Regions from separate parts of the Homo sapiens genome. Here regions 1, 2 and 4 are each linked to region 3. The links are chromatin loops, found by intact Hi-C in ENCODE. Cell type or tissue: IMR-90. All regions are shown on one strand. Links, peaks and the distances in the headings refer to the core of each region. The heading gives the core; the rest is flanking DNA.

Evidence for each region. A loop is a pair of places that touch in the nucleus more often than their neighbours do. Peaks named below come from ENCODE experiments on the same cell type or tissue, not always from the same donor. Only the 100,000 strongest peaks of a DNase experiment are listed, where the experiment ranks them.
Region 1: a loop joins it to region 3, with 3 times the contacts of the local background. A loop is called at or near these places in 11 of 110 quality-filtered maps.
Region 2: it touches region 3 in a loop (6-fold over the local background); 106 of 110 quality-filtered maps call a loop at or near these places.
Region 4: it touches region 3 in a loop (17-fold over the local background); 5 of 110 quality-filtered maps call a loop at or near these places.

What each region holds. Positions count from the first base shown.
Region 1 is chr3:141,383,793-141,391,242 of GRCh38, forward strand. ZBTB38 (zinc finger and BTB domain containing 38) reads left to right here. Exons shown (of 6, transcript NM_001376113.1): 4 at 3,080-3,145. Among named protein-coding and RNA genes, the nearest start is that of ZBTB38, 19 kb to the left of the region's middle. RefSeq lists an enhancer at 3,764-3,993. In IMR-90, for the core only: no CTCF peak of the experiment used is centred there; a DNase peak (open chromatin) is centred at 3,079; H3K4me3 peaks cover 3,616 bases; H3K27ac peaks cover 3,723 bases.
Region 2 is chr3:141,357,723-141,365,172 of GRCh38, forward strand. It overlaps a transcript of ZBTB38 not described here. Among named protein-coding and RNA genes, the nearest start is that of ZBTB38, 7.1 kb to the right of the region's middle. In IMR-90, for the core only: a CTCF peak has its summit at 3,315 (motif pointing right); a DNase peak (open chromatin) is centred at 3,499; H3K4me3 peaks cover 194 bases; H3K27ac peaks cover 2,189 bases.
Region 3 is chr3:141,448,822-141,456,271 of GRCh38, forward strand. LOC124906291 (a long non-coding RNA gene) reads right to left here and starts at 7,064. Exons shown (of 2, transcript XR_007096120.1): 1 at 6,383-7,064; 2 at 1-5,775. ZBTB38 (zinc finger and BTB domain containing 38) reads left to right here. Exons shown (of 6, transcript NM_001376113.1): 6 at 1-971. RefSeq lists a silencer at 2,345-2,517 and enhancers at 3,311-3,450, 6,758-7,400. In IMR-90, for the core only: CTCF peaks have their summits at 3,391 and 6,306; DNase peaks (open chromatin) are centred at 3,370 and 6,300; H3K27ac peaks cover 1,282 bases.
Region 4 is chr3:141,188,968-141,196,417 of GRCh38, forward strand. No RefSeq gene overlaps it. Among named protein-coding and RNA genes, the nearest start is that of PXYLP1, 39 kb to the right of the region's middle. In IMR-90, for the core only: a CTCF peak has its summit at 3,485 (motif pointing left); a DNase peak (open chromatin) is centred at 3,494; H3K27me3 peaks cover 876 bases.

The DNA of each region.
Region 1 (7,450 bases), core at 805-5,804, 66 kb before region 3:
GGTTCCTCGTGTTTGACTCGTCAAAGTGGCAGAAACAGGCTAAAATGTTCACTGTGGAAAAGGGATTTGCCTTTTAAATTAATGTTTGTGCACATGCCCCGAGGAGGCTGATGAGAAGCACGCAATTTTTTTAAATCATAAGTGAATGCATACCCTTGCCACTAGTAATCATGACAAAGCTTAAGTAATTCAGGCATGGGCATGGTTTTCTGAAAGTATAAAACAGGATTTACTAGTTGAGAATGTCTGCCTAAACAAGCTCATTGCTTTGAATATTTTCAACTATAGTTCACATTTGTTTAACCCGAGCAGGTCTGGTAAACGTACCACGTTTACTGATTGAGTGTCTTGGAACATCACAAAATAAACCAATACATGGCTTTTAGGCTAGTTTTGACAGAGGGTGGACAGAGAACCCCACAGGGGGTTTGGAAACTGCCCTGGCATCTGGCTTACAAGTACCAGTAGGGGACCTGACCACATTCACCACCCTTCCCTGTAAAGGGAATAGAACACTATTTACTCATCTCCTGGGAGCCTAATATGGATTACTGTTGTTGTCACTGTCATTTATTATTCCCGACAGAGGAGGCAGATGACTTAGTTCTATGTGGTCAGAGTTGATTCCATAACATGTATATTTAGCCTACATGATAATAATTTGCGAGTATTTTTAAATGAATGTCTAGCTTTCAAACGTCATTGATGGGGAATATCTCAACAGACATGAAGAGCATTCAATGCCTAGGTGTTTGCGTCAACCTCCTCCCACCCCACTCTAAGGACTCTGCTTCACAGATGACCGTATATTGAATTGGTGCCTTATAACTCAGCGTGATCATCTCTCTAATTCTCGACCCCCATGGTAAAGGAGGAATTGGCCTAAGGACACTCCATTCTAATTTTCTGACGCTGTCAATGCTAACCAGAGCTCATAGAGCAATGATGTGGGGGTGGGGAAGATGGTTCCACCATTGGTGTGAGACCAGGAGCTACTGTTTTCGTTAGAGCCACATTTATTTCTGGAGTAGTTGTGGGAGAGAGATGTACTCCAAAGAGAAGAGGACTCTTGCTATGGTTCAGGTATGACCCACCATCTGGACAACTCAACTCAGAGACTTTAAAGTGTATAGGATATAGGAGGGCAGGGTACATTCCATACACTAAGCTAAAAATCACTTATGCTCTGGGGCAGGAGATAGCATGAGAGCTAGAAACAAAAGATCCAGTTGTGAAACCTAGTACCTCAGCTAAGGTGTTTGAACATATTTTCTCTTTTAAAAAAATTCTGGGGAGCTTCAATGTGTTGCTAACCTGATTATTTTCAGCCAGTCCTTACAGAAGATTGAGGTGCTGGAAAACTAGCAACCCCAGAAAATATTAATTCATTTTTGCAAGCGTTAAAATTAACAACAGCATATTCAGTGATGCAATAGGCAATTAAAGACTTTTGGAGAGATAAGAAGAAGAAAACTATAAATATTATATATTCAAAATCAGTCTCAGCATTTTATAAAAATGTTGGCTTATGTCCAGGATCTAAGGGTGGGGGTGGGTATGGTTTCTTTGTAGCTATAGAGTGGAAAAGAATCTGTTCTATTTCCTTAAAAATAAAAGACTTCTTGTTTTATACAGCATGGCAAATAAAATGCTTTTTTGTTTTTTTACCTGCCGGCAGGATCTGGAGGAAATTTTGCTAGCAAGCTATGCTGTTTTCCTCTTTGGGGACCTGGTGACACTGGTTTTGCAGCAAAACCGTATTTGCTTATTAGGCATTTCTTAAAAATCCTGAATAAGCAGCTCTTTCAACAGTTTTTGTTCCACATGTTAAACATTTCATTGCAATTCGAGCTTTGAGTGTGTGTGTGTGTGTGTGTGTGTGTGTGTGCGCGTGTGTTGATAGGAAGGAATGAAAGGGGGTGCATAAGAATTCTTGAATGTTTTTTATTTAAAAAATTAATTCCTCACCATTACATATTGAACTATCTGCAGAAGGTGATTCCAATTTATTACATACCACCAAACTAGATCCCATCAATCTTGAGCAGTGGGGGTAGGGAGGTGGTTTTGAAGATGACATGAAATTTGGTGTTTGAGTAGATGAGATTTAATTTTCGGAAAACATTTCACTCATAAAACGGATATCAACCCAGTGTCAGCACTGACCTCCTGATGTCAATGTCATCATGCAAGCATAGCTAAAATAAGCCTCAAAGTAAAACAAAGAAACATTGCATCTCAGCACAACACGATTTCTTCTCTTACAGTATGTACTATCTATAGCCTTTTGGTATTCCTATTAATGGCTTGTTACTTTAAAATTTAGCTTTTGGAGGGGGAGGGAGAAGATAAATCATTTTGCATTTTCTGTGTTCTGAACGCATACAGTATGCTGCTGTAAGTCTTAGTATTATTTAGGTCAGTATCCTAAGGATAGCTTTAATCGTTCATGATGGTCAGCTATACAGCCAGAGGAATTCAGCATCAATTTATTTTTCTGTTCTGATTTTATTCTGCTTCCAAGTTTTAAAAAATCCATTCACATTTTAATAAAATTCTGAGGCGGTATCTGCCGCTCTGTACTGCAGATACATTTAGCAGGATACATTTACACTGCTTGTGGTTAAAGGTTATAGCACGGATACAGACAGCTGATCATGCATTTTTCTACAAGCCTGCCGGCACCATTTAGGATTTTGAAAAATAATCTAGAAATGCTATACCCTTTATCAAAATTATTTTTTACTTTGCAAGAGCTTAACAGTTTTGGTTTTTTCTTAGCAATTCTATAAAATTAACATCTATAAAATGCATCCCGGACCAGATACATACTGTATTGAAAGCTTTCTTCAGGAAGAGAATATGAGAGTGTTCTTTCCAGCTTATTTTCTTCCTTAGCAAAAGGATTGTTTGATTCTCAGAAGCAGAAGGACACATTCATTGTGGAGCAGCTCTGCTTAAGTGTATGAAATGCCTTCTGTCTGGTTGCAGAATTTGGAGTTTACTAAACAGTGTTTAGTGATTGGGCTCATCTTGCATCACCAGTTGATGACATTTTTCTTTGTTCCCTCCTACCCAGTTGAACCAAGACTCTGAGGCTGATATGCAATGTCACTTACAACATTAATCAGATACTGCATTTAAGGTGAGCTGTCCCTTGCCTCCTCCTTCCCCAGTGCTCGTGTGCTGCATGCAGTGCGTATCTTGCTTCTGCGAGCCTAAGATGGCAGGCAGGATTAGCCGTGCTTGTGCTGTGTGTGCATGCTGTGTCTAGAATTCATTACACGTTGCCTAGTATTTCAGATGTGAGTATGTAAATGCTCTGTATGCCATATCATCTGGTAGCGAAGACTTGTTTTTGCCTCATTACAGCCTTAGATATTTCAACATCACCTTTCATTTCCAATTCATTTGCTTCTGGATGTTTGTTTTTCATCACATTCAAAATATGATTTTACCTTTTTTTTTTTAACAAAACCAAAACCCCCCACAAACCCTAAAAACAAAAACAACAACAACAAAACTCTGCTACCAGATGGTGTCTCTCCTTTCTTCGTGCATTTGCTGTCTTTTAAATAATGTATGTTGTATTGTTAATTAATGTGAATATCAAATTAAACACTTGAAACTTACATGTTTATTATGCAGGTAGGAGGCAAGGTGGATTCTATTTTTAACTCTTATGCACTCCATCATGTGCAAGCAACTTGGGTTCTCAAATTTGTATTTTCAATGCTGGTATCAGTGGTTTGATTTTCAGCAAATGTGACAGTGGCCTTTGCAGTGGTCAGCTCCGAGCTTTGAACTCTCAGAGGAGGAAGGGGAAAAAAATTCAACACACCACCTCCTTGGTTGCAGTCTCAGAAAAACCTTGGATGAGAAACTTCTTTTTTCAATCCTGTTTTCCTGTTGATAAATTCAGTTCTGTGATCACAGTTCATTCAAGCTGTTCTGCGTATGATTTTTGTGTGTATGTGACAATTGCATCTAAAACTTGTGAGCAAGAAGACAGAGAAATCAGTTGGTCTCCATCGCTTTACATAAAAATGGCTGAGTGTCTTGTCATGCTAGCACTGCATTAAGTGATGCATACAGGTAGGTTGAAATTTGCATGTTTTTATAGTTTTTTTTGAGCCATGCAGCAAGAACATTAGATGCATTAGAATATGACTTTTAAAAAAACAAAAATTAAATAAGACAGCTGTAATCTTTTGGGGGAGGGTTTTTAATTGGACAGCCTCTGCTATTCAGATAGTATATAAATGTATAGCTTTTACAAACTTAGTAAATGATTCTGCCATAAAAGGGAGATTTTTTTTAAAAAAAAATCATATATATGATAGGTGTGGTGCCATTAGACAACAAAAGAATTTTTTGAAAAGAGTGATGATTCAGCTCCATTTCAGCTTGAAACTAAAAATAAATGGGTTTCTGGAGATGATTTCAAAGAGCGTAAACAAGCTTAATAAGAAACATTAAAAATATTTAAATTTTAAGAAGCGGTCTTTAAACGTGTTTATGAAAGATGAAAATAAAAACTGATATGCTTCCAAAATTAATTTTAGGTAATATACAAGAATACATTATATTATGTATATAATTTGGGGGGATGAGGAGTTACAATTTTTAAAGAGGGAAATATTAAATATAGATGGCCCTCTTAAAAGAAATAGAGCTTCACTAAATGAAACCGAGCCCCTAGAATGGTTCATTGCAGACCATATAGCTGTGGTTCTGGCACTTTTCAAAATAATTTCATGAGCTCTTTCTTTTGAACTTAACTTCTCAAATATATTTTAGTTTCAAATTTAACACTGGGCCAGAACCTGTTTCCTTGGTAACCAAATCGTATTTAAACATGTAATAACAGATATGCAAAAGAATGTCTTTAAAAAGGAAACAAATGTTTAATGAAAAATTTACAGTTCTTTTTCCTCTCATATAGAATCTGAACTGGTTTTAGATGGTTTTTAATGCGGTCTTCAAGCCTTAAAAATTAAGCCATGTTTCTAAACATATAGAGAAAGCTTGCACAGTGACAGCTTTTCTCTCCCTCCTTTGTGCTCAGTACTTTCAAAATTAAGGTTTTCTTTGCAGTATGCTCCAGAATGCAGGTCAAGGTTTGTGTACAGAGGTGTAGTTTCATTATCACAAGTTCACCAGCGCCACTGAAACAAAAGGTATTTCAGAAATTCTGAGAATCAGAAAATGCTTGTACTCTTGCCTTCCCTGATCCCTCCGTTGGTAACCTCAGTGCTGTCGGTAGAAAAGGACCCACATCCAAGCCTACCCCTCCAATGACAAGTGCACCCTGAACCTTTGTGGAAATATCTCTATAGGTGTGTTAGGAAGATGGTGCTAAACCTGAAACCTCCCCGAGGTTTGCTTCAATGTGAAGAACATTGAGATTCAAAACCATCTGTGTAAATGGCTGCTTTATTCTAGCAGTTTAACTAATATTCTATTCCATAGCACTATCGTAGAATTGAACCTCTCTAATGGGCTGAAGGGTGGTGGTGGTTGTTGTCATGTTGTTTTGTGGCCAACTAAAATATTTTGCTTGGAGTCTTTCTCTGGTTCAATTATTTTGGAACGTGATTCATCTCATACTGATTTTGTTCTCCAGGCTTGCCATGAAATACCCTTCCTGCAACACCTTTTTTTTTTTTTTTTTTGGCTGTTGGGAGCCATTTTCCTTCTTGCCTGTGACTTTAAATGACTAAGTACATTTTGAATATAGTATCAATCAGAAGATTGTAAACTGAAGGGAAATATCAGAAACCTGATTCAATATTGCCTATTTTTTTTAGTACCAACAGCATTAACAGTTGCAATAGGATCAAGCTAATTGTCATTCGCTCTTGAGCAAATAATGAGCCAGGCATTTATAATTAAAACACTACTGCTAGTCAGAAAGCTTATAACTACAATGTCTTCTATTTTGATAGGCCAGTACAAAGTAATCATTTTGCACCTATTTGAATCTTAATTACAAGATTAGATGGATGCAATGCAATTGTTTTACCATTAAAATGAATGCCTGATAGATTCAACAGTGTATTTCTTCTTTATAGAATGTCGATTCTTTTGTTTGTGACTCAAGCATGGTTGCGTCATCTTGTAGATTTTCATACTTAATGGCGTTTTTTTGTGGCATTATTCACTTATGTTGCTCTTAGTCTTGCCTAAAAGAATTTTAAACCCAATTCAAGGATCTAGAAAGCCAAATAAGATTGTTGGGAAGTGTATCGTACCATCGTCATTCTAATAAATAAACCAGTGAATAGAATAATAATTACTATATATTACTTCGTTGTGTTTCACCTTAATACTTTGCCTTCATATTTCACAGCAATCTTGACAAGGCACAAAGCTTTCCTAAACTTACCCATTTACAATTATTATTGAATTTCCAAGATTAGCTGAAAATGCTTCTTGATGATTGTAGAGGATGGCACTTACCCCATCTCATTGTTTGAAAAGCTATCCTGAACCCATTTACACTTTTTGGCTCCGGTATTTTTACTGGGCAGGCCAGAGCAGGTGTGACAGCAAGACTGTGCAAACAATTGCACTGTTCTCACCAAAACAAAATGGGCAAATATGTGGTTTTCTGTTGGAATGATTTATAATATAAAATACTATAATATTTATAATACTATAATACCAAGATTGCATCTCTTGCCATAATACTAGAGTGGTATTGATCTACCCCATCCATTTCCATGGATCCCCCGGAGATGGACTGGGAATCAGACTATGACTTAGAGCCTCTTCACTGTTATGTGAGAAGAATCTAGAAAGAGATCTAGCACTTTCTCTTTAGTACTAGGTCATGCTAAGTCTTTAAGTTCCTGGTACCATGTGGTTCATTCTAACAGCTCCTTTCCAAGGGAAATCCTGTTCTTAACAGCTCTCTTGGTAAATAAACAGTCAACACATTTATTGAGCATCTGCTACATGCCAGGCATATTCCAGAGGACGGGAGGGTGCTTGCAGGGAGGGGAATAAGCAAAAATATAGATGTAAATAAAGAAGGCAAGTGCACAGAGGAAAATTAAAAATTTTAAAATGAAAGTGGGCCAGGCACAGTGGCTCATGCCTGTAACCCCAACACTTTGGGAAGCCAAGACGGGAGGATTGCTTGAGACCAGGAGTTTGAGACCAGCCTGGGCAACATAGCAAGACCCCATCTCCACAAAAAATTTTAAAAATTAACTGGACACGGTGGCTGGTGTGCACCTGTAGTCCTAGCTATGCCGGAGGCTGAGGTAGGAGTATTACTTGAGCCCAGGAGTTCGAGGTTGCAGTGAGCTAGAATCATACTACTGCACTCCAGCCTGGGCAAAAAAGCAAGACTCTTTCTCTAAAAAAAAATTAAAATTAAAAAAAATAAAATAAGTGAGGGTTATGTGGTTCTAGGGAGGAGAGCCACTTTAAAATGGTTGAT
Region 2 (7,450 bases), core at 1,025-6,024, 91 kb before region 3:
GTGATCTGCCCACCTCAGCCTCCCAAAGTGCTGGGATTACAGCATGAACCACTGCGCCTGGCTATTTTTGTGGTCTTTAAAAAAGTTTGTATCATCAACTTAGCTTTTATTTATTTGTTGTATAATGCAGAGGTAAGACCCTTAATTAACACCACCTAACCACATTTTATATGCATTGTAGAGAAAAAAGGAACCTAAGCTCTTTTATTCATCTGAGAGACCGTGGTGAGAACTCTGTGAGAGAGGAAAAGATGTTTCCCAATAAAGATCATACACTCTAGTGGGAAGGCTATTATGGTAGCCACATAATCCAAATTTTCTAAAGTAGTCCTGGTTTGTAATATTCTTTCTTACTGACACAGTATTAGCACCAACTTCTGATTCAGAAACTGTGGTCATATAGCCAATCAGCCTATGAAAGAGGACAAGGTAAGCGCCACAGGAAGTCTGTTGAATTCTACTAATTCAGAGGTGCAAGGGGCATTTCTGCCTGGCTTTCCAGGCAGAAATATTAGGGAGAACATTTGAATTGAACCTCAGAGGCAAGTTAAATTTTGATAGACCAAGATGGTGGGAGGGATCCTGCCAGGCCCAGGGAACAAAGGAGCAAAGGCAGAGAAGCAGTGAAGCACAGGTTGTGTGTCTGGAAGCCTTGCGATCTGTCCAATTGTCTGCCATATAGGGAAGTCAGGAGGATTTAAATTAGATGATAGTTTGAGGCCAGAGGGTGGAAAACTTTGAAAGTCAAGGAAATGAATTTGTGCTTTATTTTCTAGATAATAGATCACCACTGAAATGTTCTTTTAAAAATGGCTTTATTATGATATGATTCACACATCATTCAATTCACCTATTTAAAGTGTAAAATGCACCCTTTTAAAGTGTATAATTCAAATTTTTTTAGTATAGTCACAGACAAATGCAACCATCAACATAGTCACTTTTAGGAAATTTTCATCACTTCAAAAAGAAACCTTGTACCCTTTGGCTGTCACCTCCCTAAGCCCCTATCTCCATCCCAGCCCTAAGCAACCACTAATCTATTTTCTGCCCCTATAGATTTCCCTGTTCTGGACATTTTATATGCATGAAAACATAGAATTTGTGGTCTTTTGTCAGTGGCTTCTTTGATTTGGCACAATACTACCACTAAAGGCTTGAACTACAGAATTCTCTAACCAAACTGGCTCTTTAGAGAGAAGGGACTGGATTCAGGATGGTGGATTGGGGCTGGGCGACCAAGGAGAGCCATTAGGAGGCCAGTGAGTAGCTGTTATGTGGTCATATGAGTGCTCAGTAAGGAAGATTTTGGCTGCAAGTAAGGAACACTGAACTACAAATGGCATAAATGACAAAGACATATTATCTTACTAACAGGAAATCTGGAAGTAGGTGGTTCTCGAGTTGGCCCAGGACTTACCAGTGTTGCCAAGGACCCAGCTCTTCCACCTTTCTCTTCACCATCTTAATGTACTGGTTTTTACACTCTGACCTTCCCCCTCATTGTTGGAAGATGCTGCTGCTCTTCAAGGAATCACCTCTTCATACAATTGCCTACAGAAACCTGAATCTCTGGCTTTTAAGGAAAGAAACTTTTTCCCAGTGCTCTACCCAAGAAACTTCCCTTCATGTGCCATTGGCCAGGATCATGCCACACATCCATGCCTTAGTTGCGAGGTAGGCTGAGCATGTGCCTATCTGCCATTGTCAGCCCCTATGGTGGGTGGTGAGCTGTGCCCAGCAAGAAGGAAGGAAGAGGTAGTGGCAATTGTGTAGGCTAACAACAGTGTTTGCCACAAGAGACAAAGAAGATCCAGGATAGTAGAGCATTCTTAGTCCAGCAAAGGACAGTATTTTTTGAAGATAAGAATGTGGTCAAATGGCACAGTGAAGATAAGAAAAACAGTAATCAATAAAAAGATAATGGGCCAGGTGCAGTGGCTCATGCCTGTAATCCCAGCACTTTGGGAGGCCAACGCAGGAGGATCACTTGAGCCCAGGAGTTCGAGACTGGCCTGGACAACACAGCAAGACCTCATCTCTACAAAAAGTTAAAAAATTAGCCAGGCATGGTGGTCCATGCCTGTGGTTCCAGCTACTCAGGAGGCTGAGGTGGGAGGATTGCTTGAGCCCTGAAGGTTGAGGTTGGAGTGAGCCATGATCACACCACTGCACTCCAGCCTGGGCAACAGAGCAAGACCCTGTCTCATAAACAAAAACAACAAAATTTTTTTGAGTTGTCTTAGTTTTTCTTATAAATTTGTCATAAGATGAAGTTTTAAAACCTCATATTCAATAGAAAACCAACAGTGCTTCCTATAAAGTGCCCATAATAATAAATACAAAAACAACAAAAGAATCTTACTAATTTCTAGTTAGACAGCATAGCCTACAGAAGACTCTAATCCTGAACCAAGCTCTCTACAAAAGGGTGAGATCCCAAGTGTCAAAGAGGCATTAAACACATGCACCACACAATTCAGTGTCCTCTAATGTCTGTCATAGACCATCTTAGCTCTGGGACCCCACAGTGCTGCTTATAATCTGTGCTGTTGACTCTAACTCCTGTATGACAAGCAAAGTCAAAAGAATCCCCTGTGTGCCTTGATGCTTGTTTCGGCGTGTGCCTGGAGTGAGGGATGAACGTCTTAAGCTTTGCCATCAGAAATTGCCATTTTTGTACATCAAAAAGGGTCTACAATTGTCATTTCTAATACAGTTCGGCCTAATCAACCACCAAAGATTTTAACATTGATTCTGGGGAGGCATGAGGGGATGGAAAATCTTTTAATTATATTTTATTATATTACTCTTATTTATGAACATGTATTATTTTTGAATCATTAACAATTCTAATTTTTAAAAAGTAAGGAACAAAAAGAGAGTGCTTAGTCTGAGCTGTCAAAAGCTGTGAATAAGCTGTAAGTCCCTGGGCAGGTCCCGTCATTTTTCTAGTCTAGGATTTCTTCACCTCGGCACTATCGACTTACTGGACCAGATAGTTGTGTTGGGGTCGGGGGGCTGTCCTGTGTATTATAGGATGTTTGGCAGCATCCCTGGCTTCTACCCACTGTTGACGGTATTACCCCCAAAATGACAATAAAAAAGTCTCCAGATGTTGCCAAACGTTTTCCAGGGGGCAAACGCACCCCTGGTTGAGAATCACTGCTCTTGTCCTCAGTTTCTCATCAATAAAAGGAAGCACAGAACCAAGTGCTTTAAGCTCACCTAAAGCACCAAATTCTCTGACTCCGTCAATGTCAAATCTGTAAATTTGTTTTCCAGAAGCTATTTTCCTCCAGAGCCACTAGAGGGGACACTCTGCTACACAAAGGACAAAAACAGAGCACTCAGGGAACTTTGTTTTCCTCTCCTCTTGACTTTGTTTCTGTTTCTGACCGCCCCAGCCTTAAATAAATAGTCTTTGATGTTGAGTGTGATAACCCCTTACCACGAAGCATGAAGAGTTGTTTGTCTTGTGCCTGGTGCCATAAAAGTCAGTGTTTTTAGATATGGCGGGGAGGGGAGGGCAAAATATTCTCTGCTTTTTAAACATTCTTTGTAAGGTAGTCAGATGAATCATGCCTCTAAAAAAAGATGTGCATTTCCATAAGCGGAGCCTGCAGGACAACCAGGCTGGGAGGTGGAAAATCTAGTTCTGTTCCTGGTCCTGCCACTTCTGGGCTGTGTGATGTTGGCCAAATTTCTTGACTTCTCTGGTTTTATATAGATAACAGAACTGAGGAAGCTGAGGCTGAGAAGTTAAGGTCACACAGTATGTTAAGTGGTCAAGCAAGGACTTGCGTCTGACCCATCAACTTCATAGAATAGTTGTGAAAACCAGAAGAGATGGAGAAAGTGAAAGAGTCTTGAAAAATAGAAAACCCCACAACAAGTTCAAGGTGTGAATGTGTAGATATTGTGGGAATGAGAGAAGGGGATGGCTATGGGGTAGCATGAGGGAGCAGGGTAGGTCCAGACAGCAAACAGAAGTTACTCCTTCTCCAAGTGTTGTAAATTACAGGAAAGAGCCTCAGTGCCCCCAAATACTTCACTACTGATGGAGCTTCATCCCTAGGACTTAAGGTCTCCATCCCTATAAAAGTGGACAGATCACTAAGAGGAGTTTACTTTATGCTCTGATGAGTTGTTTATACACCTCAGCGAAAGTGAGGGATCTACAACACTGGTTTTTAAACATTTTTTTAAAACCCTGAACCACAATAGAAAATATGTTTCACAGAGAGACCCAGCTCACATACATATTATAAAATCGAAACGAAAGTGTTAGTTATAATGTACTTGGATCTTTTCTATTGTTTTATTTTATTCTATCACTTGCAACCCATGCTGACCCACTAAATAATGAGTCCTGACCTGCACTTGAAGGTATTATACTAGAAGGTTTTGTGGAGGGGAAAGAGTTTAGGGTCCTGGAGCTGGTCTAGGGAGGAAACAGATGTGTCCTCCGAACAGTATTCAAGGATCCCTAAAGATGAACTTTTTACAAGTTTTATAGTTTTCCAAGGGCTGATTCTCTGAGGCGTGATTCAGGAGGAAGAAAAGAGAACAATAATTCCAAATTTGAATTCCCAAAATTCACCCAAATGAGTGAGGATGGGCCATTGGGTAGCAACCTCTAGACTGGATTCTCAGAGGTTATGATCTAAACCCCCCACATCATTAACATAAAATAGATAACATAAAATATAGATAGCATAAAATGACCACCAGCACAAAAAACATTTTTAATCCAACATTTATTGAGCCATTATTATATATCAGACATTGCACTAAGCACTTTACATGAGTGATAGGACATAAATTAAGTTTAAGTGTTCCCTGATTTTCTTCTCTTCCTGCCCACTAACAAGAGTTCTGGCTTTGTTTGTCCAATTTCTTTTTCTGCCCCAACAGAAGAAGAACTGGACAGAGCGGAAGGACCAGAGGAAGGCTGATTAGGACTGGAGAAAAGATTTCAGGGAGTTTGGGAGAAAGAAAGGGAGGCAGAAGCTATGGGGTGTAAGAGGCTTGGATAGGAGGGGAAAAGGATGCTGAGGGGAATTGAAGGGGCTCTTTGTGATGTTTGAGAAATGCAAGTATTAATATGAGTTAATTAGAAATTACTTTTGGTGACTAGACTGGGTTTCTTGGGCTGCAACCCTGCCCCCCACCCCAAGACTGCACCCTGTAGGTCATGGTCTGAATAGGGTTACATATGCATTATCTTATTTAATCTGCATAACAAACCCATGAGGTGGTATTAGTATTTCCTTTTTCTCAGATGAAGAAAAAGAACTTGATACAGTCTAAGTAACCTTACATTACATGCAGCTAATAAATAGTGAAACCAGGACTGGGACTTAAGACTTTTGATCATGAAAGCACAAGCTCTTAAGTCCGTGAGCATAGATGATTCCCAGTATAAACAATACCAGTTAATAAAATACTCGAGAATAAATTTAACAAAAGAATTGCAAGACTTGTACACTGAAAACAACAAAACATTGCTGAAATAAATCAAAGATCTAAATAAATGAGAAGGTTTCCTAGGTTTATGAATCAGATGACTGAATATTGCTAATATGGGATTACTCCCAAAATTGATCTGCAGGTACCATTTAACATCTATCAAAACCCCAGCTGTATTTTTTGCAGAAATTGAGAAGCTGATCCTAAAAATCATATGGCAATGCAAGGGATCCAGAATAGCCAAACGATTTTGAAAGAGAACAAAGTTGGTGGACTCACACTTCCTAATTTCCAAACATAATATGAAGCTATAGTAATCAAAACAGTGTGGTACTGACATGACAATAGATATCTAAATCAATGGAATAGAATTAAGAGTCCAAGAATAAATATTAATATTTATGGTCAGTTGATTTTTGACAAAGGGGCCAAGACAATTCAATAGAGGGAAAAATAAATAAACTCTTTATTTTAGAATAGTTTTTTAAATAAACTCTTTATTTTAGAATAGTTTTATATGTACAGAATTATTGTAAGAATAATCTTTTCAACAAATAGTTATGGGACAACCAGATAGCCACATGAAAAGAATGAATGTGGATCCCTACCTCACACCATAGGCAAAATTAACTTAAAGTGTATCATAGATCTAAATGTAAGAACTAAAACTATAAAACTCTCAGAAGAAAACTCAGGTGTAAATCTTCATGACCTTGGGTTAGATAATGTTTTCTCAAATATGATGCCAAAAGTACAAGTGATGAAAGAGAAGATTGATAAGTTGGACTTTATCAAAATTAAAAACTTTTATGCTTCAAATAACACCAACCAGAAAAGAAATGACAACCATAGACAGGGAGATAATATTGTAAAATATATATCTGGTAAGGGACTTTTGTCTGGGGTATATAAAGAATCCCTAAAACTCAAAAATTTAAAAAAAAAAATTAGGCCGAGTGTGGTGGCTCACGCCTGTAATCCCAGCACTTTGGGAGGCTGAGGCAGGCAGATCACCTGAGGTCGGGAGTTCAAGACCAGTTGGACTTCATCAAAATTAAAAATTTTTATGCTTCAAATAACACCAACCAGAAATGAAATGACAACCATAGACAGGGAGATAATATTGTAAAATATATCTGATAAGGGACTTGTGTCTGGGATATATAAAGAATCCCTAAAACTGAAAACTTTAAAAAAAAAATTTTAGTCCAGGTGGCTCACACCTGTAATCCCAGCACTTTGGGAGGCTGAGGCAGGGAGATCACCTGAGGTCGGGAGTTCAAGACCAGCCTGACCAACATAGAGAAACTCCATCTCTACTAAAAATACAAAATAAGCCAGGTGTGGTGGCACATGCCTGTAATCCCAGCTACTCGGGAGGCTGAGGCAGGAGAATCGCTTGAACCCGGGAGGTGGAAGTTGTGGTGAGCTGAGATTGTGCCATTGCACTCCAGCTGAGGCAATAAGAGGGAAACTACATCTAAAAAAAAAAAAAAAAAAAAAAAAAAAAAAAAAAGCCCAATTTGAAAGATAAAGGATTTGAATAGACAGTTCTCCAAAGAAGATATACAAGTGACCAATAAGCTCCTGAAAACACACTCAACATCATTAGTCATTTGTTAAATGCAGTTCAAAATCACAATGAGATATCACATTGTACCCACTAGGATGGCTATAATAAAAAAGACAGGCAATAACAGCATTGGTGAGGATGTGGGGAAATCAGAACCCTCATAAATTGCTAGTGAGAATGTAAAATGATGCAGCACTTTGGAAAACAGTTTGATAGTTTCTCAAAATGTTAAACATAGTACGATATCACTCAGCAATCCCACTCTTTTGTGTCTACCCAAGAGACATGAATGCATGTCCACAAAAAAAAAACTTGCACATGAATGTTCATAGCAACATTATTCATAACAGCCAAAAAGTGAAAACAACTCAAGTGTTCATCAACTGAGATTTGGATAAACAAAAT
Region 3 (7,450 bases), core at 1,323-6,322:
TTCCGTGGTACCTACTTACATGCTTAGGAGTCAAATGGATTATGACATTAGGAAAAAAGCAGAATAAAAGAGATTGAAGTCTTCTGATGATTGAGTGTTTTGGATAGGCCTGATCTTATAATGATAAATCAGAGAATGAAATGCTCTCCAGGAAGCATTCTGCTCCACTCATCCGTGGGAAACAAATTACATTTATTGAGTACCAGGCACTGGGCAATGTCTTTACATAGGCTATTTCATTAACACACACGCACCAGAATTCGACCTCATTATCCTCGTTTTATAGTGACTTTGAGAAGGTCTCACAACCAGACAAAGCCAGGATGCTAACCTAGGTCTGCCTGACTCCAAAGCCCATGTTTTTGTTCCTTCTCAACACTGTAGAGAAAAATCATTTATAGAAACTGAACAGAGTATGAGGAAAGGAGATATGATAAAGTAATGCAGCTTTAGGATGGCAGTTAGTGACTGCCCTGGAACAGGATTAAAGGAGGCTGTGTCAGGTTCAGCTTCCCCTGAATTGGGCTTCCCTTATATCTCAGGAGATTGCCCTATAAAATCAGTAAAATTTGTGCACTTTTTTAAGGATATGGAGTAAAATTGTAATAGCATTATAAGCTGGTAATTTTCACACAAAGAAAAAAATACGTTCCGTCGTCACAGACTCTACTCCTAAACTTAGCTAACTAACTATCTTGCAAATGCCTGCAGTTTGTCCCAGTGGGCAATGTGAGAGGGGATGTCGGTGGCTCAGGCAGCACAGTCCATCACCAACACAGAGAAAATTACTGCCAGGCCTACCGGTGGCTGGCCAGTAGCATCAATTTTGTATTGGAAGGGCAATCCAAACCAGATTCACCAAAAATTTGATAACTGTTATCTGCTAAAACTAACTTCATTATGTACAAGAACAACAGATTTAATATTGAAAGCATCTGTAACAATTGGGAAAGTAAAAGCATAAAACAAAAGTGTTAGTATATTTTTTTCCATTACTTCGGATACTTTCATTCTTGCTACTCATCTTTTCTCATCACCTACTGATTGATTTAGTTGCACTCCCATCTGTCTCTTATCAGTTTATTTTTACAGAAGCAACAGCTCTTCCACTTCAGTTTCCTCCAAATCTGAGAATGCATCCCCCTCGCCCTCCCCAAATCCTGACCAGCTATTGATTTCTCTTCTGGAGAGAGAAGCCTCCTTTACTCCCTCCCTAGTTTGTACATCCTAACCCAGTTCCTCAAGCAAGATGGTCAGTGAGCAAGAAAGTTGGCTGGGTGTGCAATTTAGAACTATTCACTCTAAATTTAGACAACGAATGAAGAACTAGTTAGAAATGTTATATTTTATTATTTCATTAGTAACATCTAAAACATTCTATTTAGAATGTTTTTGTGGAAAATCAAACACTTTTTTGCAATAATTTTAAAATATATGACTTGTATGTAATTATAGGTGAAAGTATTTTATTCCAGTTAGAGAAACTGGTAAACAGACATTTTAAAGATGTAATAATGTGGCCGGGCGTGGTGGCTCACAACTGTAATCCCAGCACGTTGGAGGCCGAGGCGGGAGTTCAGGAATGGGCTGGCCAACATGGTGAAACCCCGTCTCTACTAAAAATACAAAACTTTAGCTGGGCATAGTGGTGGGTGCCTATAATCCCAGCTACTGGGGAGGCTGAAGCAGGAGAATCACTTGAACCTGGGAGGCGGAGGTGTAGTGAGCTGAGATCGTGCCTCTGCACTCTGGCCTGCACAACAGAGCAAGACTCCATCTCAAAAAAAAATAATAATGCTAACTTATGTAAAATTGTAATTAATTCATTCAAAATATACTTAATTTTTACTGCTGAACTAGGACTACAGAGATGTGAGGTAGCTTGTGCCTTTGAGGAACTTAAGTCTGGTGAAGGAGATTGATGAGACAATAGATGATTATAAAACAAAACTCTGAGCTCTTAAGAGGCCTAGAACCAAAGCAGAGAGAAGTGATACTGAGCGGGGGCTGGTGGAGCTGGGCTTCACCAGAGGCGTCGGGTCCAGAGAGGAGCAACTAAAACAAAGGAGCCACCGGGGAATGTAGGTTGTTCCAAAAGTCTGGCGTTTGGGATGATGAACCTGGAGAGGCACATGGGACACATCATCAGGGCCTTGGCTTTGCCAGAGTTGGACCTCTATCCTGACAGCATAAGGCAGTGGGCAAGCAAAGAAGGGGGCTGGGTAGTAAGAGATGAACTCAGAGAGAGTTAACACAATATCCAAGCAAGATGAGAAGCCTTTGGAGGACTTCAGCAGAGAGTGGAAGGATCTGATATGATTACAAGGATCACTCTTACTGCGTGTACTGAATAGACCACAGCCCGGGGCAAGGGTGGAGGCAGGGAGATGAGATAGGAGACTGTGGCAGCACAGGCGGGAGATGACAGTGGCTTGGAAGAGGGTGGGAGTAGTGGGGATGGTAAGAAATGGGTCACATTCTGGAGATAGATTTTTAATTTTGTAATGTGGAAATTTTCAAGCCTATGCAGAAGTAGAATAGTTTGGTGAAACCCAGTGTACCCATCATTCAACAATCAACAATTCACAGCCAATGTTGTTTCATCAATACCCTCACCTACTTTCCTTCTCCACTGTATTATTTTGAAGCAGATCATAGACATCATACCATTTCATCTGTAAATATGTCAGTATACATCTCTAAAAAGGTAAACAACATTTTTAATATAACCATATCATTACCATTCCTTAAAAATTAACATTTCCTTAATATCAAGTTCCATTCGTTAAAATTTCTGGTTGTCTCATCATTATATATATATTTTTTACAATTGGAATCAGAATCCAACTAAAGTCCCATACTACAATTAGTTGATATACCTGTCTTATAATCTATAGATTTTCTATTTTTTCCCTTCGCAATTTCATTCCGAAGAAATTCGGTGTTCACAGTCTAGGAAGAAACAAGGCAACTTCTTAGGTTGGGTTATGTTCTTCCATTAGGAGGTACACTCTGTGTGGCTTAGATATTGGATGTATTTTGAAGACAGATCTGATAGATTTGCTAATGGTGTAGATACCAGGGGTTGAAAAAGAGAGGGATCAAAAATGACACCAAGGTTTGGGCCTGAACAATTAGAAGGATGGTGTTGCCAACAAACTAGATACCTGGGTTGGAAGTTCAGAAGAGGAGACTGACTTGAGGTAAGGATTTGAAAGTTGTATTTTATTCATTCAAAATATATTTGAGGTGGGAGTACAGCACAAGAATGGCCAAAACAAATAGTCCCTGGAGCCTGTGACATAGTGGGGAACACAAAAGGCTAAAAAGCTGATTATTTACAACCATACTAAATGCTATGCAGAAGGGCTGCATGGTGCTCTGAGGACATCTAATGGAGGAATGTAACCTAGTTGGGAGGTTCAAGGGAGGCTGTCTTTGAGGAAGTAACTTTTTGTTTTCAGACCTAGACCTGAGGAAGTAACTTTTGAGCTGAGGTCTGAAAGATAAATAAGAGTTGAAAGGAGAGAGAGTTTCTAGGTTGAGGGACTAACAGATATCAAGGGCAGCCTGTGGAGGGAACACAGTTCTTTGGAGGCCAGTGGTGGCCAGAGTACAGAGAAATTGATTTAAAATCAGACTAGAGGACAGGAGCCATACCATGCAGAACCTTCAAGGTCATGCCAAGAATTTGGATCTTATTCTTAAGATCCAGAAGATCTTAAGAGCATCAGAAAGCCATTGAATTATTTAAAGCAGGTTGGGACAAGAAGAGGTATATTTAATCAGTTTTGTATTACAAAAAAGTCACTGTGGCTGAAATGTAGACAATGGCTTGGAAGACAGTAGCGGCCAGAAGTAGAGCAGTTAGGAAGCTACTGCAGTTGTGCAGGCTAGAGATTATAGTGGCTTGGATTTGTTAACTGGAAAAACCTTAAACAAGTTAAATGTAACAGAGTTTAATTGAGCAAAGAACCATTTGTGAATTGGGGACCCCTAAGAACCAGAATAGGTTTTAAGAACTCCAGCCTACAACGTAGTCAGGCAGCATTTATAAGAAGAAAATGGAAGAAGTAAGGTACAGAGGCAGCTTCATGGGCTACAGCTCACTGTTTTGCCTTATGTCAATCAGTCAGCTGTCTGAGATTGACTGAAGCTCAGCTGCTGAACTGAGACTCAGCTGTTAGTTTAGGCATTTAGTTAGTTTATGCAACTAAGTAAGGTTGCAGTTCATTTTGGACTTGAGTATGAAGGCATCCTTAGGCCAAATTTAGTTTAGTTTAACTGATGATGTGATTGCAGTGAAGATAGAGAGAAAGGGGAGGATTTGGGAGATACTTAAGGGAGAGAATCAGCAGGACGTGATGTTTGATGATATATGGGAAGTGAGGGCTAGGGATGGATCAAGGATAGTCTTTGGGTTTTAGAATTGTTGAAGCTAGGAGTGCAAGGTGTCCCGTCCATGAAGCTTGTATAGAGAAGGAAGAATCCAGAAAACACCAACACAAATGACCCCTGACTTCTGAGGTTTCCACTTACAACTTTTTGACTTCATGATTATGCAAAAGCAATACACATTCTGTAGAAACCATATTTTGAGTACCCATACAAGCATTCCATTTTTTACTCAGTACAGTATTCAATAAATTTCATGAGCTATTCTACACTTTATCATAAAATAAGCATTGCATTGGATGAGTTTGCCCAACTGCAGGCTAAAGTAAGCATTTGACCCACATTTAAGGTAGACTAGGCTAAGCTATTTGGTAGATTTTTTTTTTTTTTTTTTTTTTGAGATGGAATCTCGCTCTGTTGCCCAGGCTGGAGTGCAATGGTGCGATCTTGGCTCACTGCAACCTCCGCCTCCCGGGTTCAAGTGATTCTCCTGCCTCAGCCTCCGGAGTAGCTGGGATTACAGGCACGTGCTACCATGCCCGGGGAATTTTTGTATTTTTAGTAGAGATGGGTTTCACCATGTTGGCCAGGCTGGTCACAAACCCCTGACCAGGGGGTTAAGGGGCTTGCCCAGGCCAGACAGGACCAACTCTGAGCCTTTTGGTCTCCAAGACACTGTTTTCATCCCCACCTACTTATTCCACATTGACTAAGGTATTTTTTGGAAGAACCTAGAGCTAAAACAATAAAAAATACTGTCCTTTCCTGAAAATGAGTGTTTATTGGCCTGAGACTCTAATACTTTCAGAGACCTAGGTCATTCCTTTTTTTATTCGACATATTCTGTATGGCAACTAGTACTGCCAGGCGCTATTCTAAGCATCTAATGAAGATTAACTCATTTAGTCCTCATATCACCCCATGAGGGAAACACTATTATCATTGCCAACAATGTTTAGTTTGGTTATCTTTTTGCTGCACGGTGTCACAAAACAGTGGCTTAAAACAACCATTTATTATTATTTCACATGGTTCTGTGGTTTGACTGGGATCAGCTGGGCAGAGCCTCTCACGCAGTTGCAGTTAGATGGTGATGAGGCTGGAGTCATCTAAAGGCATGACCAGGCTGGCATTAAAGCAGCCACAGCCCACCCAGTTTCAAGGGGTTGAAGGTGTAGACTCCAGTCCTCAGTGGGGGAGTCACAGACACTTACAGGGAGGGAAGGAATTGATGGCAGCCATCTTCAGAGGTAAGCTACAACGACGGGTCATTCCCAATGAGAAAACCAAGCACAGAGAAGTTAAATTACTTACCAAAGGCCATACAGCTGGTATGTGAATAAACAGAGTTCATCCCAGGCAGTTGTGTTCCAGAGCCTGCTAGGAGAGGCAAAAGGGATTGGAGCTCAATAGCGCAGCACGGACTCTCACAGCAGAGTCAGAGTGTGAAGAGCACAGCATTATTCATAGCAGAACTGGAGAGTCCTAGAGTCATCCATCAGGGATCGGTGAAAAGGAAGAAATTCTAAAAATACTAGGAAATGTCAAGGACTGCCTAAACAAGGCTGTTATTATGTTGGGGGGTGAAAATATGGTCTCATGTGGCCCAAGGCAAGTGGAAGCCTTCATGCTTTCATTTATCTTTTCAATCAAGAAAAAATGAAAATATGAGTGTTGGGGGGCAGGAGTGGGTGGGGTATGTGTGTGGTATTTTTCCTTATAAATAATTAACATCTGGAACCTTTAGTCAGATACTCAAAGGGGTCATATACGGGAGAAACTAAGGCTTGGACCAGGGAGTTAAAATTTGCAGTGCAGACCAGCTTCAGAAGGTATCTTCAAGCTCCTCTGCTAAACGTCTGGGTCATCGATGACCTTATGCACATTTGCTCCCTCTAATGGAAGGACAAGGAAATGACATGTCTACTTCAGAAAGGTTAGTCACATCACAGGAGTAGTGGGTATTGCCAGAAATAAGCCGACTCACCTCTGGAGTGGTTGGTTTCTCTCTGGAACTCTAGCGACCTGAGACAGTTGGGTAGCTTAGGCCATTTTCGATGTCTAGCTTCTCAGAACTTCTGGGTCAGAAAGGGAGGTTCCACACATTGATTTGGACGTGCTCGACATCTGCGTGAGTGTGGTGAGTGGAAGAGCATCAGGCCATGTCCCAGGTCTTTCCAAATCAGACTCCATTATTTCTGACATTCCTCTTCCTAAAGACCAGAGGTAGGAATTCAGGGCCGCCATTTTCGTCGTCTCTTATCACGATGGGAATCAGCGTTCTCTGCTGCTGCTCCTGCTGAACACGACGACATTCCAGCCACCGGGAACTGCTCGGGACTCAGTATCATTCTCAGACCTAGGCAGGAGCGTTCCGTGCTTGCCCTCCTCCACAGGTGCCCCGCCGCACGGGGCAAAGAGTCTGCAGGGCCAACAGGGATGTGCCCCCGCAATGTCCACGCCATCCCCAGAGACCGCATTCTGGTACCCAGAACCTGAGAATTCCCTGCAGACTTTCAAGGCCTGTTCTGGCCGCTTCCTTGCCAGTGCCACACCCCTGGGGCAGCCAAAGGGCAGCTGTTTGCAGGGGTTGTGGACCGAGTTTGTGATGGAGTTTCAGCGTCCACATGTGTGCCTGAGGCCCCTAGCAGCCTGGGAGGGAGCAGGGTGAGGGGAGGAGGGGATGGGAGAAGATCTGGCCCACCTCTTCCCCTGCTGTCTCGTTCCTGCAGGAAATGCCAGAAACTAGGAATTCCACATTCCAACACGGTCTTCCAGATTGCTGTGAAAGTATATTTGTCAAGGGAGGAGAACAGAATATATTTAATTAAGAACTTGCTAGCCTGGTTTATACCTTTTAAATATTTAGACACATGATATATACGCCTCCATCTGTACACTTGCTCCCCGCCTTGCGAGTGTTGAGGGGGCGGCTGTCATCACTCTCCAAAATGCCTGGCTTCTCATCACGCTGTCTGTGTATACAAGCTCCTGACCATGCTGAAACGTTCATGCCCATCCCTACCCCAGCCCCATCCACAGACGTGATCATTTC
Region 4 (7,450 bases), core at 1,112-6,111, 260 kb before region 3:
CAGAAGAAATTATAAAAGAAGGCCCCAGATATCACCCTCCCTCCCCACCAACTCCCAGTGGGGCCACTCTGGACTCTTCCAGTTGCTTCTGCGTGTATTTCCCTCCAAGTCTCCAGATAATATGATTTTAACATACTTTCTAGACTTAATGATTTTAGGCATTATTTCTTAGTGCATATGACTAAACTCAGGTTATGCAGGAAACTATTTTAAATGTCTCATTTTGATGTCTTTATAAGTGTAAATACCACCTTTATACTTCTGCTCCTAGGGCCACCATGCCTCCAGAATGTCTCTTGACTCTCCCTTGGCAAGCTAAAGATATTAACTTCTCTCCCTACTCCTTCCTACCAACCCAAGATATGGCTTTACTTTAAGTTTTCTTTTCTTTTCTTTTTCTTTTTCTTTCTTTTTTTTTTTTTTTTTTTTTTTTTTTTTTTTTTTTTTTTGAGACAGGCTGTCACTCTGTCACCCATGCTGGAGTGCAGTTCTGTAATCTTGGCTCAATGCAAACTCTGCCTCCTGGGTTCAAGCAATTCTCCTGCCTTGACCTCCCAAGTAGCTGGGATTACAGGCATGCACCACCATGCCCGACTAATTTTTGTATTTTTAGAAGAGATGGGGTTTCACAATGTTGGCCTGGTTGGTCTCAAACTCCTGACCTCAAGTGCCTCACCTGCCTCGGCCTCCCAAAGTGCTGGGATTATAGGTGTGAGCCACTGCATCCAGCCTTACATTATGTTTTCAAGATTGATATTCTGTTCTACAACTCCAATCAAGGTTTATGTTCTTTGTTTACAGGCTGAATCTAACAACTGAAAATCAAGAAGCAACGTTTACACATTACGACTAGGCAAATATTGATGGCAGTTCAGCCGATACAGTAAAGTACTATGAGCACACTGCTTTTCTTGCAAACTTTTTATTTCTCCTGGAGTTTCTATTTATCTTTCTTTTCTCTTGTCCTATTTGCTTATATCACATCCTCACTTTTTTCAAACTTTCCATCATATCAAATATTCTAAGAAGCAAGGAATTATACTAAAAACATTTAATCACCAACCAACCCAATTTAATTCCATTTATGGGGATCACTTATAGCAGAGAGCAATCAGAATAGACAGAGCCCTTGTCACCAAAGCACCAAGGAAGGGTGCTGGGAGCCCCTGGTTGTGCCAGCCATGAACTTCTCAGAATCCGGATCATGGCAAGGTCCAGGAGATCCTAGGAAGGGGCTGGCCAATGGAAGAATGGCGGCTCATGTTAGCTGCTATTTACAAACCCACTCAGAAGCACTTAAACTGGCACATCCTGGCTAGCCATTGGGCCTGCTAACAAGTCATTTTCCCTGTGCCTTCCTCTCATTTCCATCTAAACTTGCTGCATTCTGGACTTGCTGTCCAGCCCCCTTCCCCACCGGGCTGTGCTGCAAGGGATCTCCTGTGTCCTAGACCCCATGTCTTCTTTCTTGGTTTATCCCTCTTGTTTGTGCTAAATAGAAGATTAAGTTTTACCATTTTATATTCAATTCAGAAGACAATCTTAAACATATTTAACCACCAACTCATTAAAAATTTTTAATCACTGGGCATCTTGTTACAAAATTACACAAAGACTCTGATATTTGAAAATCTCGTTTTCCTAAAGTTACCACCAGTGACATCCTATAGTTGAAAAAATGCTGTTTTGCAATTGCCTGAAAGTCAGAAAACAAGAGAGGAGGCCACAGTAGGCCATCGTTGGTGTGGAATTCCCATCCTCCTCTCGGGATGCTTCATGTACCAGGGTGATGCAGGGGTATACAATACATCAGCTACATCATTATCAATCTAGGTATTAAATACCAATAGATGATTAATTGTGTTCTTGTGATTTAGTTAAAAATTAAATGCAAATGGAAGTTCTAAAATTGTCCCCCTGGATCTCAGTGGGTCATCTTTCACAAGACTTGAGGTGCCCAGAATCCTACTTTTGGTACCACTGCTTTATTCAACATGCAGTTACTGAGTGTTTCTTATGCCCGTGTCTCCTGTTCTCCAGGAGCTCACTATTTAGAAGTGGGCACAGACAAAATAACACACCATGACACCAAGAGTGATCAGTAATGTGATAGAGGGAAGCACAAATGCCTGTGGGGGCACTAATGAGGGACCTCACCCAAAGGAAGCAAAGTCTAATCAATTGCTTAGATGGATGTACAGATAAGTGGGTGCATAGGTGGATGGATGGATGCATGGATACATGGATGGATGGATGTATGAATGGATAGGTAGGTGGGCGGGTTGATGAATAGGTGGGTAGATAAATGGATGGATGGATGAATGGATTGATGGATGGATGGATGGATGGATGGATGGATGGATGGATGGATGAGTGGATGGATGGATGGATGGATGGATGGATGGATGGATGGATGGATGAGTGGATGGATGGATGGATGGATGGATGGGCGGGTGAGTGGATGGTTGGGTGAATTGGTGGGTGGCTCAATGATTGGATGAATGGATGAGGAAACATCACAGAAGGCAGTAGAGAATGAGGGCTCAGTCCTGATTGGAGCAATCATCCCTTCCCTAGACTGTAAGGGGTGGAGACAATATATGAGTCATCCCTGGATTCCAGTGTCTGGCACAAGCCTGACACATGGTAGGCATTCAATAAATGTTTGTCAAGTGTGTGAATCAATGAGAGCTAATGAACACCAGGCATTGAGAGAGTTCAGCCAAATGTCTTACCCTTTCTGGGCCTCAGTTTCCCTCCATGTAAATTAGATATGAAAACATGCACCACCAGAATTTATAACACTACTGGTGCTGCAAAAGGTAGACTATGCTTGTGAATCTGCTTTTGAATTCACTGTGCGGCAGGCCTCAGAGAAGTAGCATCTTTTACTTCACCCAGTTTAGCACTCCACCCTTTGATATGTGTGCATTAGCTTGATGCCTAACTATCGCAACATTGGGATACGTATTGTTATGATCATGTCCCTTTGACAGATGAGGCTACTGAGGCTTGAATGGATGGATAAGCAACCTTGAAGCCAGACCCACCAATCCTGGCTCTGCTGTGTAAATCTGGGCAGATCACTTTACTTCTCTGAACCTCTCAAAGATGTAAAGATTAAATGAGATAAAGCATGTAAAGTGCCTGGCATGCAGGAGGTAATTAATGGTGTTTATTTGTTGCCCAAGCCAGGAAGTTGCAGAGACTGGATTGTGTTCTTTTTACCAAAGCATAATGCTACTGAAGCTTTTAAGTTAATCAACGAAAAAGATTAAAATTCTGGTTGGTATATGGTGCTTCAATACATGTAGGGAAGATTTCAGTAACACACTGTGGAACCTGTAATATCTAGAACAACTCACATTGTCAGTGAGCTGCTGTGGCCGCCCCCGTTTGCTGCTCCACCACTCCTTCCGTGCAGTATGTGTCATTTCTTTTCCCCGCCTGCCCCCTGGTGGTAGATTTGGGGACCACAGGCTCAGTCTCTTAACAACAGGCCTTGCAGGAGAGCCAGGCTCATGGCCGCCCCGCATTGCCCTCTGGTGACTGCTGCTAGTTAGCACTTTGCAGAGAAGGAAAGGAGGAATACCGTATGCGCCAAGGAAAGGATTGAAAATGCACTGGCTGGATCTCACTCTCCTGCTCCATCGTTCACTGGTTGTGTGACCTTGGGCGTATCACTTAACTTCCCTGCATATTAGTTTCCCTTATTGGCAAAATGGGTAATACACCCACTCGGAGTTTTTGTGGTGAATAAGATAACTGAGTTAAAACACCTAGCACAAAGTAGATGCTCCATAAAATGTAACTTCTCTCCCAATAAAATGAAAAATAAACAGTACATCATCCAATTATTACAAACTGCCTTACCAGTTTCATAGCAGAGTCAAGTATCTTGATAGATTGGGCCACAGGGTAGGTCAGTTTAGAGGGCAGGGGGAGATAGACAAAGGGGATTGTTAGGAAAATTCAAGGCTTGGGTCACAGCTGAGGATTGCAGGTAAAGATTCAAGAAGACATTGAAGATCTCTAGTCTAGGGGGAGTGGCCAAGATGGCCGACTAGAAGCAGCTAGTGTGTGTGGCTCTTAGGAAGAGGAACGGAAAGGGTGAATAAATACGCACCTTCAACAGAAACCTCCAGATACTCGCACTGCGACTAATCAAGGAAACAACACGACCAGGGAGGATAGAGAAAAGCAAGGCAGGATGACAGCCCACCTAGGAGCAACATAGAGCCAAGGGAACCTCCCCTGCCCAGGGAAGCAGTGGGTGAGTGGGCGACCCCAGGAAACCACATTTCTCCCACGGTTCTTTGCAACCCTTGAATCAGGATATCCCTTGTGAACCCACTTAGTCAGGTCCTTCAGCCTGACACACGAAGCTATGTGGAGTCTCAGCAGAGCACCTGCTCAGGCACGCGTGCATGGAGACCCAGGAGCTTTGGATACTCCAGCTCCGGGCTTCCCAGCAAAAGTAACCGCAATTCTGACAAAGCAGGTTAGACCCCTATACATACCCCTAGGAAAAAGGCTGAATCCAGGGGGCCAAGCACTAATGGTCTGCAGGCCCCACTTCCACAGTGCCTCACAGGATAAAAATTCCAGCCAGACACCAGTAGCAGCATGGCGCCTCCCTGGGATGGAGCTCCTGGGGGTAGGGCAGGCTGCCAGGTTTGCTGTTAGGGCAACTTAGCTGTTCCAGTCTGTGGGCTTTGGAGAGTCCAAACTGACCAGGGGCAGAAGGGATCCCCCAGCACAGCACAGCTGCTCTACCAAAACATGGCCAGACTGTTGTTCTTTAAGCAAGTTCCCAATCCATTCCTCCTCACCAGGCAGGACCTCCTAACCAGAGCCTCCAGCCACCCCACCAGTGTTCTCTGGCCAACAGAGATTTGAAAACTCCCTGGGACAGAGCTTTCAGAGGGAAGGGTGGGCCACCATTTTTGTTGTTTGGGTGACTTAGCCGTTCCAGCCTGCAGTCTTTGGAAAGCCCACCTGACCAGGGCAGAAGTGGTACCCCAACATAACACAGCTGCTCTGTGAAAGTGTGGCCAGACTGCTTCTTTTTCTTTTTTTTTTTTTTTTTTGAGATGGAGTCTCGCTCTGTCACCCAGGCTGGAGTGCAGTGGCATGACCTCGGCTCACTGCAAGCTCTGCCTCCTGGGTTCACGCCATTCTCCTGCCTCAGCCTCCTGAGTACCTGGGACTACAGGCGCCTGCCACCACACCCGGCTAATTTTTTGTATTTTTAGTAGAGACGGGGTTTCGCCATGTTAGCCAGGATGGTCTCGATCTCCTGACCTCATGATCCACCCGCCTTGTCCTCCCAAAGTGCCGGTATTACAGGTGTGAGCCACCGCGGCCGGCCGCCAGACTGCTTCTTTAAAGCAGGTTCCTGATCCCGTTCCTCCTCACTGGGCAGAACCTCCCAAATGGGACCTCCAGCCACCCCTGCCGGTGTTCTCTGCCCAACAGAGATTTGAAAACTCCCCGGGACAGATTTCCGGAGGGAGGAGTGGGCCACCATTTTTGCTGTTTAGGTGACTTAGCCGTTCCAGCCTCTGGGCTCTGGAAAGCCCAAGCTGACTGGGGGAAGGAGAGGTACCCCAACACAGCACAGCTGCTCTATGAAAGCATGGCCACAGTGTCTCTTTAAGCAGTCCCTGATCCTCTTCCTCCTCACTGGGCAGAACCTCCCAACCGGAGCCTCCAGCCACCCCCACCGGTGTTCTTCAGCCTGCAGAAATTTGAAAACTCCCTGGGACAGAACTCCCAGAGGGAGGGGTGGGCCACCATCTTTGCTGTTTGGGTGACTTAGGAGTTCCAGCCTTCAGGCTTTAGAGAGTCCAAGCCAACCAGGGGTGGAAGTAGTATCCCAGCACAGCACAACAGACCCATGAAAACATGGCCAGACTGCTTTTTTAAGAGGGAGGACAAACTCATTCCTCATCACCAAGTGGAGCCTCCTAACCAGAGCCTCCAGCTACACTCACCAGTGTTCTCCAGCTGACAGAAGTTTCAGGACTCCTTGGGATGGATACCTCCTCCCCCAGGAGGAGGGGCAGGCTGCCATCTTGGCTGTTTGGTCAACTTAGCCATTCCAGCCTTTGGGCTTTGGAATGTCCAAGGTGACCAGGGGCTGAAGTGTATCCCCAGCACAGCACAGCTGCTCTATGAACATATGGCCAGACTACTTTTTTAAGGAGGTCCCAATCCCATTCTTTCTGACTGAATGAGACCTCCTATCTGGAGTCCCTGGCCATCTACAGATGCATTTGAGCCAGCAACAGGTCCATACCACCTTGGAACAGAACTTCCAAAGGAAGGGGCAGGCTGCCATCTGTGCTGTTTTGCAGCCTTCACTGGTGATACCTCCAGACACTGAAAAATCTGAGGTGACCATGCACTGGAGCAGACCCCCAGCATACTGTAGCAGCCTGACAGAAAGGTGGCCAGACTGTTAAAAGAAAAAAAAAATCCATCCAAAAGTCAGTAACCTCAAAGATTGAAGGCAAATAAGCCCAGAAAGATGAGAAGGAGTCAGTGCCAGACCACTGAAAACTCAAAAAGCCAAAGTGTCCTCTTTCTCCCAAATGACCACATAACCTCTCCAGCAAAATTTCAGATGAGGCTGAGATAGCTAAAATGACAGAAGTAGAATTCAGAATATGGAAAGTTCAGAATATGGAAAGTTCATGGAACTAAAGGAGTACATTGTAACTCAATGCAAGGAAGCTAAGAATCATGCTAAAATATTGCAGGAGCTAACAAAGTAGCCAGTATAGAGAAGACTGTAACTGACCTGATAGAGCTGAAAGACACAGTACAGGAACTTCATAATGCAATCACAAGTATTAATAGCAGAATACAACAAGCGGAGGAAAGAATATCAGAGCTTGAAGACTGCCTTTCTGAAATAAGACAGGCAGACGAGAGAGAAAAAATGAATAAAATGGAATGAACAAAACCTGCAAGAAAAAGAATGAGATTATGTGAAGAGACTGAATCTACGATTGATCAGTGTACCTGAAAGAGATGGGGAGAATGGAACCAACTTGAAAAACATATTTCAGTATATCCTTGAGAACTTCCTCAACCTAGCTAGAGAGGCCAGCATTCAAATTCAGGAAATGCAGAAAACCCCAGTGAGATACTCAATATGAATATCATCCCCTAAGACACATAATCATCAGATTCTCCAAGGTGGAAATGAAAGAAAAAATGTTAAAGGCAGCTAGAGAGAAAGGCTAGGTCACCTACAAAGGGAAGCCCATAAGACTAACAGCAGACCCCTCAGCTGAAATTCTACAAGCCAGAAGGGATTGAGGGCCGATATTCGACATTCTTAAAGAAAAACATTCCAACCCAGAATTTAATATTCAGCAAAACTAAACTTCATAAGCAAAGTAGAAATAAGATTTTTTCAGACAAACAAATGCTGAGGGAA